2 separate regions of the Homo sapiens genome follow, and region 2 is linked to region 1. A link is an interaction called in ENCODE POLR2A ChIA-PET data of the cell type or tissue named here. Cell type or tissue: OCI-LY7. All regions are shown on one strand.

Region 1 (8,000 bases):
GGCAAAGATTCAAGTTGACTGGAATCTACACTTCAATTAGCAGCACTTACAAGTGGATTTGCAAAGGCAAAGAGAGAGGGACAGAGTGTGGCCTGATAAAAGGTTGTCTGTGAGAAATTCTTATTTATTTACAGAATTAACATTGATTACTGATTGAGTGTACATCGTTAGGGTTTAGAGTATGGGCTATAGTGTCCAGTGTGGCACTATCAGTTTAATTTATAGCCACTGGTGGCAATAGTAAACAATTTCAAGAGATAACTATATGGTTCAAAGAGGAGAGAAAGACATAATTGTGTTCTCATTTTAATGTCTCTCCGAGTTTGACAACTATTAGGTTGGTGCAAATGTAATTGTGGTTTTTGCCATTACATTAAATGGTAAAACCGCAATAACTTTCGCCCCGACCTAAAAAGAGGATTTGCATTCCTCAGATAAAAGATTTTCTGTTTTCCAAATCTCATGACCTAGATTCAGAATTTCCATCTGCAGATTTAGGTCCTGAATAGGTGGAGTAGCAGTAGCAGATGTTACCTGAACATTTGTGAGCAGTTTACCAAGAGGAGGAAGGGGAAAGTGGAGATTCTCATGTCCACATGTCTACTCAATGCACACGTGTTACTCTGATTTGGTTTCTTGGCTCCATGGTCTCTTAATCAGTTTCAGGTTTGAAGACACAAGAGTCATTGAAAGAGGTAAAATGGTTGATTTCCACCCTGTAACATTTGTACAAATCTAATCCCTCTAGAAGTGACTGTAGAGGACTATAGATAACAAAGAGACATGATTCTGCCTGCATATTTACGGGACAGTATACACTTTTTTTTTTTTTTGAGACAGAGTCTCGCTCTGTTGCCCAGGCTAGAGTGCAATGGCATGATCTTGGCTCAATGCAACCTCTGCCTCCTGGGTTCAAGCAATTCTCCTGTCTCGGCCTCCAAGTAGCTGGGATTGCAGGCACCTGCCATCATGCCCGGCTAATTTTTGTATTTTTTTAGAGACAGGGTTTCACCATGTTGGCCAAGCTGGTCTCAAACTCCTGACCTCAAGGTGATCTGCCCATCTTGGCCTCCCAAAGTGCTGGGATTAGAGATGCCCAGTGACAGCATGCACTTTGCAGCACAACTGTGAGTTGACTGGAAGCCTGAGAGGAAAAGTACCCTCTAGAGTAAAGCCTGGCTGGCACCTAATATGTTTATATCATGTATGGTAATTCTAGATAGTGTTTGGAAAATATAATTAAAAGAAAAATTGTATCCAGCTGCAGAGAAACTCCATAATGATAGAACAAAAGAGTTTTTATATGCAAGTAAACCAGAATGTGACATGCACCACAGTCAATTTGCTTAAGAGACTGCAAAGACAGAAAAATAGTCATTATAATTAGTCCACAAGTGGAAGAACTTACAGCACCATGTCATACAGAGTTTATCCTAAATTTACCTGGTAATTTGAGAGGCCATCTGTGCATGCCAGTGGGTTATAGTCAATGACAAAATAAACTTTTCCTATCTTCACGACAGGAGGTAATATTCCAACTTGAAAGCAGGTGGCTGCTGAAGGTAGGCTCTCACTCTCCTGCAGAAATGGCTGGATGGGGTGCTATCTTTTTGGCTATTTACATTTTAAAGCAATGGCTCCTCTACTCCCTAAGCACTGGGCTAGAGCACTCCTGCTTACCCTCTCCTGATGACGAGTGTCCTCTCGACTCCTACCATCTGCCACTGAAACACAGCTCACAGCACAGGGCTCACAGCTGGCAGCTCACATCATACATGAACCCCAATTGCCATAGCAGCACTCCAGTGCCACATCAGAGAGTAAAGCCTGAGCTGCATGAGGAGATCCTGTAGGCCTCCTGGATAGAATTGTGCCTTCATAATAATGGGAATGGGAGCAGTGTTTCAGCCTCAGTTTCTAGTTATAATTGTGACATTAAAAAATACTGCTGGATTTCCAGGATAAGTGCAGATGCTCCAAGAGTTCTCACTGTGACAGCCCACCTAATTCACACAAACCACAGGATATGAATAGGCCTTCTGAAACAGACAACCAAAGCATGAGAGAGAAAAGCAGCTCTCCATCTCAGCAAGATTCTACTGAGAACAAACTAAGTTAAAAGCATCTTAAGAAGAAAACTCAGATTAGATACAAGATTGATCAAGTAGGCCAGAAAATATTCCCCTAAAAGGAATTTCTCTGAAAACACCCAAAATGCACAGCTATTGTCAGCATGAGAAACATGAGCATTATGAAGAAAAAGGGCATATTCTCAGTAGAATTTCATAAGGTTTTTCTTTCATGTCTGTTGCTCTTTTATCTCCTAGCCATCAAATGGGGGATCTATTGTGAAATACATGTGACAACTTCCACTAGAGCTTTTTGATAAGAACTGGAACCTGACTTTGTTTATATAGTGGAATGTATCTGAGATTGAAACATAGTTAACTAAAGAGCTATTATGGTTTTGGGTGGCCACATCACTCATCATGTTGATTTGTCCTGTAATAGCAGCATTCAAATTTAGTGAAATAAGACACTGAAACCATGCTCACATATAATTAGTCCTTTTGGGGAAACTAATGAGCATTTCAGACTAATATCTACTGTAACAATTTTGTAGTGAGTTTTCCTTTGATGTTAGATACAAATATCTATGTATAAATAATTTTTGTGTACTAGTCATGATGTCTGTAGAACTTTTAAAAATTGTCTGTAACCATAATTCAGTTAAAACACTATATTTCAAAAGTAAAAAGAACAATATTGAAGTGCCTATTTAAGGTATTCAAAGTAAATATTGTGGCCTTATATTCATACTATTATAGAAAATGCTATTAATATGAGTGCAGGTTGTTGACAAACACTACACATAATAACTATGTTAATTGTTCTGAAGTAATAAATAGAAACCAAAGTACAACTACAGATTCCACTTTTCAGTTTATACACTGAACTGCTCTTGCTTTTTCTGTGTAAGTACTTTGGACTGCAAATATCAGATAATTACCCTGGATAATCAGTTTTCTCTCAAAGGAACTTAGTATTTTCTAGTCTTTATTATCTTTGTGCTCAACTTTTGTGTACTCTTAAAATGAGCTTTAATCTAAACAACTCTGTGTCTACTTTACAAGACTAAAAATGAAAAAATAAAATAAAACCTTTCCCAAAGCAAAAACAAAGCAATGGTTATGAGGTCCTAGAGAAAGACAACCTTGAGTCAAAAAAAAATGACAAATGGTTTATTTAGCTGTTACTATGATTTACATATATTTCCAAAAATCAGAGAAAAATATCTACATATAATCTAAATGCTTTAAGAAAAAAGAACAAAATATCTTCCATTATTTTCAGGTAGGAGAATAAAGCCTCTTATTTCTAATTTATATTTTCTCCTACAACAACCAAGTCTCTGGACATGTCCCTGAACCCTTGGACATCTGAATTTTAGGAGACACTGGATTCAGGTATCTAAGGTGTAGCCTTGGGCACCCTGTGTACACTTGAAAGAATGTTTATGAAGGAAAAAGCAGAAGAGAAAAAGGTGTTCTAAAAAAATCCATGGGTGTTGGCTGGGCACAGTGGCTCATGCCTGTAATCCTAGCACTTTGGGAGGCTGAGGCAGGTGGACTGCCTGAGCTCAGGAGTTTGAGACCAGCCTGGCCAAGATGGTGAAACTTCATCTCTACTAAAATACAAACAAAAACCAGCCAAACATGGTGGCAGGTGCCTGTAATCCCAGTTACTCAGTAGGCTGAGGCACGAGAATTGCTTGAACCCAGGAGGTTGCAGTGAGCTGAGTTCATGCCACTGCACTCCAGCCCGGGCAACAAAGTGAAACTGTCTCAAAAAAAAAAAAAAATTCATGGGTGCACATGAATACAGCAAGTTCTTAGAAGACCTATAAAGAGATGTAGATTCTGACACAATAATAGGAGACTACAACACTCCGCAGACACTTAGATCACTGTGTTGTGGGAATTAGGAGACTGGAAAGACCGATAGGTAGAAAAGGAGGATTTTATTGAGTGCACTCAGACCCAGTGGATTAACATCCAGAGACTGGGCCAAGGACAAAGACAGCATTTAACTTTTACATACACTTCTAAAGAGGGTGGGCTAACTTGAAACAAGCCTACAGTGGCACAAAGTGTAGTGATGTGAAAGCAAGGATACAGAAACAGAACAAAAGCAGTTAATCATACTATGACAGGTTTATAACTCAGACTTACATATGACTCTTACTATGTGGCCCAGATGGCTGTTACCTAGGCTTGCTCTAGTGCCTTGCATGGGCTTATCTTATAACCTTCACTATGGTGCCTAGGTGGCTGCAATCCAGGCCTGCTCAGGCATCTCATGACCTTCAATGTGCTGCTTAAATGAAAAACAGGAATCATAAGAGAAAGGAAAATTTGTTTCTCTTCTCCCTATGTTGAGGGAATGCTGGGAGAGTCTCCAGAGCACATTCTTTCCAGCCCTGGCTTCTTAAATAGTGTTATCAAAACTTTTCCTGGATGTGGGCTGTGCCTGTTACTGCCTCTAGGATAAGTCAGCCTAATACAGGAAACCTTGTTTCTTTCTCTTTTTAATTTAATTTTATTTTCTTTAATTTCCCACCTTGAGGCAGAAAATTAGCAGATATCAGAACCTAAACTCAACACTTGACCAAATCATTCTAATAAACATATATGAAACTCTTCATCTGAAACCAACATAGTATATATATCTTTCTCATCACCATGTGTCACATACTCTAAAATTGACCACGCAATCAGAAACACAACAATCCTCAGCAAATTCAATAATCCCAAAATCATACCAAATGCTCACTTAGACCACAACTTGATAAAGATAAAGATATAATACAGGGCTGGGCACGATGGCTCATGCCTGTAATCCCAGCACTTTGGAAGGCTGAGGTGGGCAGATCACGATGTCAGGAGATCGAGACTATCCTGGCTAACACAGTGAAACCCTTTCTCTACTAAAAATAAAAAAATAAAAATTTAGCTGGGCGTGGTGGTGCACATCTGTAGTCCCAGCTACTCAGGAGGCTGAGGCAGGAGAATCACTTGAACCCGGGAGGTGGAAGTTGCTGTGAGCCGAGATGGTGCCATGCACTCCAGCCTGGGCGACAGAGCAAGACTCCATCTCAAAAAAAGAAAAAAAAAGATATAATTCAGTACAAAGAAAAACACTTGAAAACATGCAATTACATGAAAATTAAACAATCTTCATCTGAATGACTTTTGGGTAAATAATGAAATTAAGGCACAAATCAAGAAGTTCTTTAAAACAAATGAGAACAGTGATACAACACACCACCAGAATCTCTCCAACACAGCTAATGTGAGGTTAAAAGGGGAATTTACAGCACTAAATGCTCACATGAAAAAGGTAGAAAGATCTCAATTTAACAACCTAACATCATAAATAAAAGTATAAGAGAAGCAAGAGCAAACCAGCCCCTGAGCTAGCAGAAGACAAGAAATAACCAAAATCAGATCAGAACTGAAGGAGATTTAGACATAAGAAGTCATACAAAAGATCAAGAAATCCAGGAGTTAAATCTTTTAAATAAATCAATAAGATAAACCACTAGCAAGTTTAGTGAAGTAAGAAGAGAAGATTCAAATAAACACAATAAGAAATGACAATGCCTGTAATCCCAGCACTTTGGGAGGCCGAGGTGGGTGGATCACAAGGTCAGGAGATAAGAGACCATCCTGGCTATACCCTGTCTCTACTAAGAATATAAAAAAAAATTAGCCAGGCATGGTGGCGGGTGCCCGTAGTCCCATCTACTCAGGAGGCAGAGGCAGGTGAATGGCGTGAACCTGGGAGACGGAGCTTGCAGTGAGCTGAGATCGAGCCACTGTACTCCAGCCTGGGTGACAGAGCAAGACTCCATATCAAAAAAAAAAAAAAAGGAAATGACAAAAGGGTCATTACTACTGACCCCACAAAAATACAAATAACTACTGAAGTCTACTATAAACATCTCTATGCACACAAACTAAAAAAAAAATCTAAAAGAAATGGATAAATTTCTGGGCAAATACATTCTCCCAATACCAAACAGAAAGAAACTGGAGCCCAGAACAGAACAATAACAAGCTCTAAAATTGAATTAGTAAATAGCCTACCAGCCAAAAAAAGCCTAGGACCCACAGATTCACAGCTGAATTCTACTAGATGTACAAAGAAAAGCTGGTATTATACTTTCTAAAACTACTAAAAAAATTGAGAAGAAACTCTTCCCCTGCTCATTATATAGTAACAGCATCATTCTGATACCAAAACCTGGCAAACATAAAACAAAAAAAAGAAAACTCAGGCAAAAATTCTTCATGAACACTGATGCAAAAATCCTCAATGAAATACTGTAAAATTGAATCCAGCAGCACATCAACAAGCTAATCTGCTATGATCAAGTAGGCTTTATCCCTGGGATGCAAGGTGGGTTCAACATACACAAGTCAATAAATGTGATTCATCACATAAACAGAACTAAAGACAAAAAACACAAGATTATCTCAATAGACGTAGATAAAGCTTTCAATAAAATGTAACATTCTTCATGTTTAGAACCCTAAACAAACCAGGCATTGAAGGTACATACTTCAAAATAGTAAGATATCTGTGACAAATCAACAGCCAACCTGCTGAATGGACGCAAGCTGGAAGCATTTCTTCTTAAAAACTGGCACAAGAAAAGGATGACTTCTCTCACTACTTTTATTCAACATAGAATTGGAAGTCCTGGCTAGAGCAATCAGGCAAGAGAAATAAATAACAGGCATCCCAACAGGAAGAGAGGAAAGGAAACTAACCCTGTTTGCAGATGACATGATTCTATATCTAGAAAACCCTATAGTCTTGGTGCAAAAGCTCTTTAGACTGAAAAACAACTTCAGCAAAGTTTCAGGATACAAAATACATGTACAAAAATCAGCAGCATCTCTGCACATCCACAATATCTGAGCCAAAAACCAAATCAAAAACATAATTCCATTCACAACTGCCACAAAAAGAATAGAATATCTAGAAATACAGCTAACCAGGGTGGTGAAAAATCTCTACGACAAGAACTACAAAACACTTCTTAAAGAAGTCAGAACTAACACAAACAAATCAAAAACTACTTTATGCTCAAGGACAGAAAAAAATCAGTATCATTAAAATAACCATACTGCTCAAAGAAATATACAGAAATAATGCCATTTCTATCAAACTACCAAAAACATTCTTAACACAACTAAAAACTGTTTTTAAATTCATATGGAACAACAAAAAAAGCCCGAAGAGCCAATGCAATCCTAAGCAAAAAGAACAAAGCGGCTGGGCATGGTGGCTCACACCTGTAATCCCAGCACTTTGGGAGGCTGAGGCGGGTGGATCACAAGGTCAGGGGATTGAAGCCATCCTGGCTAACACGGTGAAACCCCGTCCCTACTAAAAATACAATAATAATAATAATAATGATGATGATAGCAGAGCATAGTGGCACATGCTTGTAGTCCCAGCTACTTGGGGGGCTGAGGCAGGAGAATTGCTTGAACCCAGGAGGCAGAGGTTGCAGTGAGCCAAGATTGCTCCACTGCACTCCAGCCTGGGGAATTAAGCGAGACTAGGTCTCAATAAAATAAAAAAAATAAAAAAATTTAAAAAAACAAAAAAACAAAAAACAAAGCTGGAGGCACTGTATCACTTTACCCCACTTCAAACTATATTGCAGGGTGATAGAAACCAAAGCAGCATGGTACTGGTACAAAAGCAGACTCATAGACCAATGCAACAGAATAGAGAGCCCAGAAATAATGCTGCACACCTACGACCATCTGATATTTGACAAAGCTGACAAGAGGAACGTAAGAAGAATTTTCTGTTTAATAAATAGTGCTAGAATAACTAGCTAACATTATGTAGAAGACTGAAACAGCACCCCTTTCTTATACTATATACAAAAATATACTCAAGATTAAGTAAAGACTTAA
Region 2 (8,000 bases), 150 kb after region 1:
CAAAAACTGTCATATCTTACATAAAGTACTTTAAGTCAAAACTGCAAAGAGACAAAGAAAGACATTAAACAATAATAGATTTATTAACTGGGAACCTATGACAAATTTTGTGTGTGTGTGTGTGTGTGTGCACGTCTGTGTGTCTGTGTGTATGTCACACTAAGGTTCCAAATATATAAAGCAAATATTGACAGACTGGAAGAAACACCTAGACAGCAATATAATTATAGTAGGAAATTTCAATACCCCACTTTCTGTAATAAAAATAAAACAAGACAGAATATTAGTAAGTGAAGAGAGGAACTGAAGGCAGTATAATACAATTTTTTTTTTTTTTAGATGGAGTTTGCTCTTGTTACCCAGGCTGGAGTGCAATGGCACGATCTCAGCTCACCACAACCTCCGCCTCCTGGGTTCAAGCGATTCTTCTGCCTCCGCCTCCTGAGTAGCTAGGACTACAGGCACGTGCTGCCATACCTGGCTAATTTTGTATTTTTAGTAGAGATGGGGTTTCTCCATGTTGGTCAGGCTGGTCTCAAACTCCCAAACTCAGATGATCCGCTCGCCTCGGCCTCCCAAAGTGTTGGGATTACAGGCATGAGCCACTGCGCCCAGCCTGTACAATTATTTTTAACAGAGAAATAGAGAAGAGTCCTCAAGAATATGAGGAAACACATCCTTCAAAATAGCTTATGCAACATTCTCTTTGATAGACCACCTGTTAGGCCAAAAACGGAGTCATAAAAATTTGTTAAATTTGACATTTTATGAATTACATCCTATGACCAAAATGGAATGAAAGTATAAAATAGAAAAAAAGGCTGGGTGTAGTGGCTCACGCCTGTAATCCCAACACTTTGGGAGGCCAAGGCAAGTATACTAAAAATCCAATTTTTTAATAAAACTTTTTATAAAAACATGAGTTTTTACTAAAAACTCTCATGGTGGTGCATGCCTGTAGTCTCAGCTACTCGGGAGGCTGACATAGGAGAATCGCTGGAGGCAGAGGTTACGATGAGCCAAGATGGCGCCTTTGCACTCCAACCTGGGCAACAAGAGTGAAACTCCATCTCAAAACAAAAAACAAAACAAAACAAAAAAACTACAATAAACTTTGAATAGCCAAAGCAATCTTGAGGAAAAAGAACAAAGCAGAGAGACATTATATTTTATAATTTCAGACTATATTTCAAGAATATACTAATAAAAAAAGATGGAATGTGCAGAAAATTAACATAAAAACCAATAGAACAGTGACCACTACTCTCACACATTTTAGACATGATGCAAAAGAGAACTAAAAAAATAGTTTAACATAAAGTTTCTCAAAATCATGCAGATATTTGTGTGTCCCCCAAAACAATGGAAATGCAGTCAGATTGTGCAGTCTTTTATATGCCATGAAGAGGACTCTGGCTCTCACTGTGAACTTGAAGGAAAATCAATGAAGGGAAAGTAGAATCCTTAGAGAATTTAAAAGCCTAAGACAGAAGATGGCCCTATGTGACAGTAACAACAACAAAAAGAAAACAAACAAAAAAACCACACACCTCAGGCTTCCCAGAATCTATTTGCTTTGGAACACAGCTTCCCAAATCACATTATAGGGACTGCTTTTTTTTTTTTGTAATCTTCCAACCTTTCATCTATGTCAACTGTTTTATTCACTCTCACCTACCTGGGGGTGTGGCTACCATACTGTGTCTCTTCATATTCCAGGGATCTTTTCCTTGCTCCAGACAGGTGATCAGATCTGGCTTAGAGACATCAATACCTGATTTATTAAAAATAAATAACATGAATCTTGCTCATATTCTCTAATTACCTACCTATTACTGTGCTTAGTAAAGAGGAGGTAATAGAATATTCTAGAAAATTCATCCCAAAATACTATTTAATGACAGAAAGTTCTTACATTTAGAAAATATTTTAAATTTGTAGGTCCTTAATTTTGCTACTCAGTGCTCATGAATCAAAAATTAGTGGTGGCAAATAGATTTTAACCTATGGGCAACAATATTTTATACTACTAAATTTCTGAGATTACCACTACTCTAGAGTGAAGGGTACAGACCAGCTCAGGAATGCAAAAAGTTCAGGCTAAGATAAAACATCTTGAGGAAATTTTTTTCTGCATGGATAATTCCTCGCAATTTTTTGAAAACAGGGATCAGAAACGCATTTATGCAAAGCATAAACTACCAAAAATTATTCTACAAAAATGGAGAAATGAAACCTTTAGTGTATATAAGGAATTGTGTATTAAAGTTATTCTCACCCAAGAACACCAGGTTTCTGAAGTTCTCTAACATCACTTTCCTATACAAATCTTGCTGAGCAGTGTCCAGGCATTGCCACTCCTCCTGAGAGAATTCTATGACCACATCCCTAAATGTCAACGGCCCCTGAAAAACACACACACACACACATATTTACAAGTGTCCACGGGCAGAATTTATCATTTGAATTAAGGTTAAATGAGAGAGTAAAGAAAATTGGTTCTGACTTACAGGAATAACTGAAATCATCCAACAATTTTCAACACAGAAATATTCTCTAATGTATTCTCTAACTCTGAGAGAAGAGAATGGTATAAGATCCACAATACCGCTGTATATATGATAATTTTATGAACAATAAAGTATAAAAACGAAAGGCATGAACACAAACATGTATATTTTTTAGTGTTATATTTGCATCACAAAGAATGAGTAGTGCATATTTTTTAGGCAAAAATGACATGTTGAGTTAGACAGCACCTCTCAAGTTTTAATGTGTACAATACACTGGAGATCTTATGCAGATTTTTTTTTTTCAGAAGATGTGAAATAAAGTCTGAGATTCTGAATTTCTAACAAGCTCACTAGTAATGCCAATGTATTTCGCCCAAAAAGAACATTTTGTCAAACATCCAGTAAGTGGAAGAGCCTGTGTTTTACCCCATTTTTCTGGCCTGTAAACAAAGATAAGAGTCTTCATTTTCTAAAGATAGACATATGCAAAGAAAACCTAAGAAAGAAAGGCAGCTGCCAGATTAAATGTGATGATTTATGCACAGCTCTTCTTTGGCTACATAAAGATACTTAATAATGAGGAGAAAAATAATTAACTCTACAGTGAAATGAATATTTCCAAGAGCTCTTGAAGTAAATTTTAAAATCAACTGCACAAGGACAAATTTTTGTGATGTGCTGACGCACACCGAAGAACACAGCATCATTACTGAGATATTGCCCCCCAAAAAGTATAGTCTGAATTTAACCACACAGAAAAATCAGTTTTATGCAGAGTTCAAGATGCAGATATCTTCTATGTTCTGTAATTTTTAATAACAATTTAAAGTAGTCTTTCTTTAGCACCCTAGAAAGCGGGTATCTCGCAATAATTTTTTTTTCAGAACTTTCAGAGTAATAAATGCCATCCAGTTTAAATAAGCATTTTCTTAATCCTGTTCTGAACAGAGCTAATGAAGAACACATATGAAACCTCAACATTACATGTTCTCCATCCTTACTAAGGACGTTCCCCCAATAGGAATCTTGAGTATCCACATCTTTCCACGTTCAACAGCAACAAGGGAAACACTTTTAATAGTGCAGATCAAAAATTCCTGGTAAGAATTCTGCATGGCGTATAAGAAGCCATGATTTAGAGAGTGTAGAGAAGGCTCTGGGATATAGGAGAGAGATACTTTGCAGAGACCCTTGACTACCACAAGAATTTTTTATAGTAGTTAAACTCATTAGGGGAAAGAAACACAAGTAGAGAAGTAAATGTTTGCAAGGACTAAATGCATCGCACTCCAGGAGGCAGAGTGGACACAGCTCTTCATCTGACACATGTTTAGCTGAAAAAAAAAAAAAAAGCCATTTTTCCTCTTTTGTCTTCTTTGGAAATGCTTTTCAGATGACATTCTCTGGAGAAGTTACACCTGTGTCTTGAAAAAATTCCTTAAAAGGCGTCAGCACCACCTGTTTACCTGCTAGTCTCACACCCACAGAAAAAAGAACTAAGAACTGCAGAAAAAGCACACCCATTTCTGTCCTTTATAACAGCAGAGATTCAGGAACAATGAACTGCTCAATGAATATAAAAATATGTTTCTCTATTTCTGTCTTCAGGTGCCTGCTTTTGCCACAAACACCAGCAATTTCTGCTACAGTAATGGAAATATGGGTGACACTGACCTCTCCCTATCAAAACCAAACAGAACGGTCCCTGTGACTACCTTTTAGTGCAAAGGTGGAACTTAACTCTCATGAATGTATCTTGAACCCCACACACTTGATTCTGGCCTCACCTTAGAGTCACATGAGACACAATTAAAACAACATGAATACTTTCACCTAGAACAATAAACAGAACCTGTGGAAAGGGTACAAGTAAAGAGATTTCTGCAAATTGGCCATGTAATGCTAATGAGAAGTCTAGGCTGATAACCACTTAGCTAAGCATTGCCTCTCAACCTTTAATGAGCTCAAAAATCACTTGGTAACGTTGGTCCCACTTTATGTAATGTGATTCTGTAGGTTTGGAAAGGGTCCATGGATGGGTGTTTCAAACAAGTCCCGTGTCAATGCTGATGTTGCTCCCCTTGGGCTCATTATTAGCATTAGTTAGAGAAAGCAGGCACAGCACAGAGTCCTTTACATGCCGCACTCTTGTCACAATACAATACTTCTGATACCCAAATAAAGACAAAAAATGTAAAGTTTCATATTCTTTGCTGGCTCTCTAAAGTTTACAGAGGACACAGAAGGCAGCAATGTCTAAATAAGTCTGCATTTAAAAAACAACATGTACACATGAACTAATGCAATGTTTATTAAGCAGGTACTATGTGCTCAATAGTATGTTGCAGAGCACTGTGCTGGGAATAACACATTATGTGTTATTATTTGTTATTATGTCCTACTAACACCTTGAAAGTTCATACTAAGTGTTCAATAATTCTCAGGATTTAGAATGTAGTTTAGAGAAATTTTTTTGTGTTTATGTTTACTTGTTTATGACTTGTAGAGCAGCTACTGGATCTGCAGGAACAGAAAATCTGCTAAATGGAACGTTTCTGTAAGCACTGGTTTTACTACAAAATTTAAAAATTAAGATCTTAAAATGTATAGTTTATTTTTCTTATGTATCTGCTTTTGGGTTTCAGGATACTGTGAGCAGCAGCTCTAGAAAGTCAGCAGGATTTACCCCCAAAAACTTGAATCTTTATAAATCAGTTTTGTAAGGGAACACTCCAGAGTGAGGCCAGACCTAAATAAGGCCTCCAAAAATGGTGAATCTGATCAGAACTGGGGCAGGGAAAAGAACCTAGGTAGAATTTGTTTTCTATGTCACTGGAGTATTTCCAGTTCTGTTTTTCCTAAGTTTACCTAAGAAAAACTTAAATCCCAGCCTGGCACGGTGGCTCATGCCTGTAATCCCAGCATTTTGGGAGGTCGAGGTAGGTAGGTCACCTGAGGTCGGGAGTTCAAGACCAGCCTGACCAACATGGAGAAACCCCATCTCTACTAAAAATACAAAATTAGCCAGGGTGGTGGTGCATGCCTGTAATCCCAGCTACTCGGAAGGCTGAGGCAGGAGAATCGCTTGAACCCGGGAGGCGGAGGTTGAGGTGAGCTGAGATCGCGCCATTGCACTCCAGCCTGGGCAACAAGAGCGAAACTCCGTCTAAAAAAGAAAAAAGAAAAAAAAAGTTAAATCCCAGAGTTTATGTAACACTAATCTATTTTTGCCACTGCTGTCAATTTTATAACATATACTAATAAGCAATTTAAATGGATCTTTTAAAGTTTTCTAGGATAATTTTATTAGAAGATAAATATGTATTCTTAGAAAAGTAAAAGAAACACAAATAATAATAACTCTTCAGTCCATAAATATACGTTCAGGTGATAACTTCAGAAGTCACAACAATATTAAAAAGAAGTGGACCAAGGTTTTTTTGCACACTTCTATTCACTGTACCAACCATATAATGCTTAATTCAACCATGTATCCAGTTGCTAGTCTAGACTAAAATTTCCTGGATGGTAGGGACCTTGACTGCTTCATCTATTTTTTGAATGACCATATGAAGTGGAAGCAATTAGTTTGTTTGAGTCACCAGACCTCCTCTTTGTCTTTCACCCTAGTACCAGAAAACTTGAGAAACTCTCATCTGGGTAACAACCAAAGTTATCTCTTGTATGAGGGAGAAAAAAACACAGGATGTCTCCTTTCTCTTACAACGAGACAGAAACATAATTAATCATTCTTGTTAGCCTGACATAATTCTACCCTTGACATCCTCAAATGTCTTAAGGACACCCAGGTGATTAGGAGAGGATTCCCAGTGACCCAGGGCTGATGGCCCAGTGATAAGCCAGGCTGGAGAAACTCAGGCTGATTCTAAATAGAAAATGGAACTGCCTTGGTGGAGCCCCAGAACCTGGGTCACCTATCCTGATTTTTGCTAGCTTTTGGGTAAGAAGAAGGACGAGAATACTTTACTCCAATATCACAATTACCGGTAGGTATAGTTGTGGTTATGGCTCTGGATACTTTGTGGCCTTGATCTCTCATTCTTGTTTACACTTACAGATTCTATCATCAGATTCTATTTACACCAGGAGCCTCTCACATACTGTAGCAGGTCACTGAACAAGATTGAAAAGCTTAAAGAGCCACATTCTCAAATGGGGGCTTTAAGATTTCTACACTGACATCTCACAATACAGAAAATGCCTTTTGTTGGTTTTCAGTACATTCTCAACCCAAAGTCTGGCCCTGTCTTGTAAATCCCAGGCAGAGGCCAGAACTTATGTGCAGGTTCTAGGTGAGGTTAGCCTGACTCTGCATCCTTGGGCATTACAGCAAGCCGAGTACAGTCAAAGAAGAGATCCCTTCATAGAGGCTGCTCTAGCACATTCTAAGTAATATGTCTACCTAAAAGAAAAAAACTGAGGCAACATGAATATAAGTAGAGACTTCATCTGGGCCAAGCTTGAGGATTGTAAACTTGGAGCAAAGATACATCCTCCAAAGACTGAACAAATAAGAAATTGAATCCCTGAATATACCAATAACGAGCTCCAAAATTGAATTAGAAATAAATAGCCTACCCACCAAAAACAACAAAGAATCAGAAAAATTTACAGCTGAATTCCACCAGATGTAAAAATTAGAGTTGGTACCACTTCTACTAATATTATTTCAAAAGATTGAGAAAAGGGGACTTCTTTCCAACTTATTCTATAAAAATAGCATTATTCTGATACCAAAATCTGGCAAATATAAAACAAAAAATAGAAAACTTGAGGCCAATATTTTTAATGAACATTGATGAAAATATCAACAAAATACTGGCAAACCAAATCCAGGAGAACATCAAAAAGCTAATGCACTATGATCAACTTGGCTGTATCTCTGAAATAAAAGGTTGGTTCAACATACAATTAATAAATGTTACTCATCATGTAAACACAATTAAAGATAAAAACCACAAAGTCATTTCAATAGATGTTTAAAAAGCTTTCAACCATTATGGGCATGGTGGCTCACACCTGTAATCCCAGCACTTTGGGAGGCCGAGGTTGGCGGATCATGAGGTCAGGAGTTCAAGACCAGTGTGACCAACATGGTAAAACCCAATCTCTACTAAAAATACGAAAATTAGCCAGGCATGGTGGTGTGTGCTTGTAATCCCAGCTACTCAGGAGGGCGAGGCAGGAGAATCACTTGAATCCAGGAGGTGGAGGTTGCAGTAAGCTGAGATCATGCCATAGCACTCCAGCCTGTGAGAGAGTGCGAGACTATGTCTCAAAAAAAAAAAAAAAGAATGAAGCTGGAAGCATTACATTGCCCCTCTTCAAACTACATTACAGTAACCAAAGCAGCATTATACTGGCATAAAAACAGACTCATAGAACAATGCAACAGAATAGAGAGCCCAGAAATAATGCCACACACCTCCAACCATCTGATCTTTGACAAACCTGACAGGAATATGA

Evidence for each region. Peaks named below come from ENCODE experiments on the same cell type or tissue, not always from the same donor. Only the 100,000 strongest peaks of a DNase experiment are listed, where the experiment ranks them.
Region 2: POLR2A ChIA-PET joins it to region 1 with 11 read pairs; 3 of 35 experiments call an interaction of 5 or more read pairs at or near these places.

Annotation. Positions count from the first base shown.
Region 1 is chr19:21,515,729-21,523,728 of GRCh38, reverse strand. All of the region lies in intron 1 of ZNF429 (zinc finger protein 429), which reads right to left. It also overlaps the pseudogene BNIP3P26. Among named protein-coding and RNA genes, the nearest start is that of ZNF429, 14 kb to the right of the region's middle. In OCI-LY7, no CTCF peak of the experiment used is centred here; a DNase peak (open chromatin) is centred at 4,058.
Region 2 is chr19:21,369,643-21,377,642 of GRCh38, reverse strand. It overlaps ZNF738 (zinc finger protein 738), which reads right to left. Exons shown (of 5, transcript NM_001355237.2): 3 at 2,279-2,405; 4 at 1,679-1,774. Among named protein-coding and RNA genes, the nearest start is that of ZNF738, 15 kb to the right of the region's middle. In OCI-LY7, no CTCF peak of the experiment used is centred here; no DNase peak of the experiment used is centred here.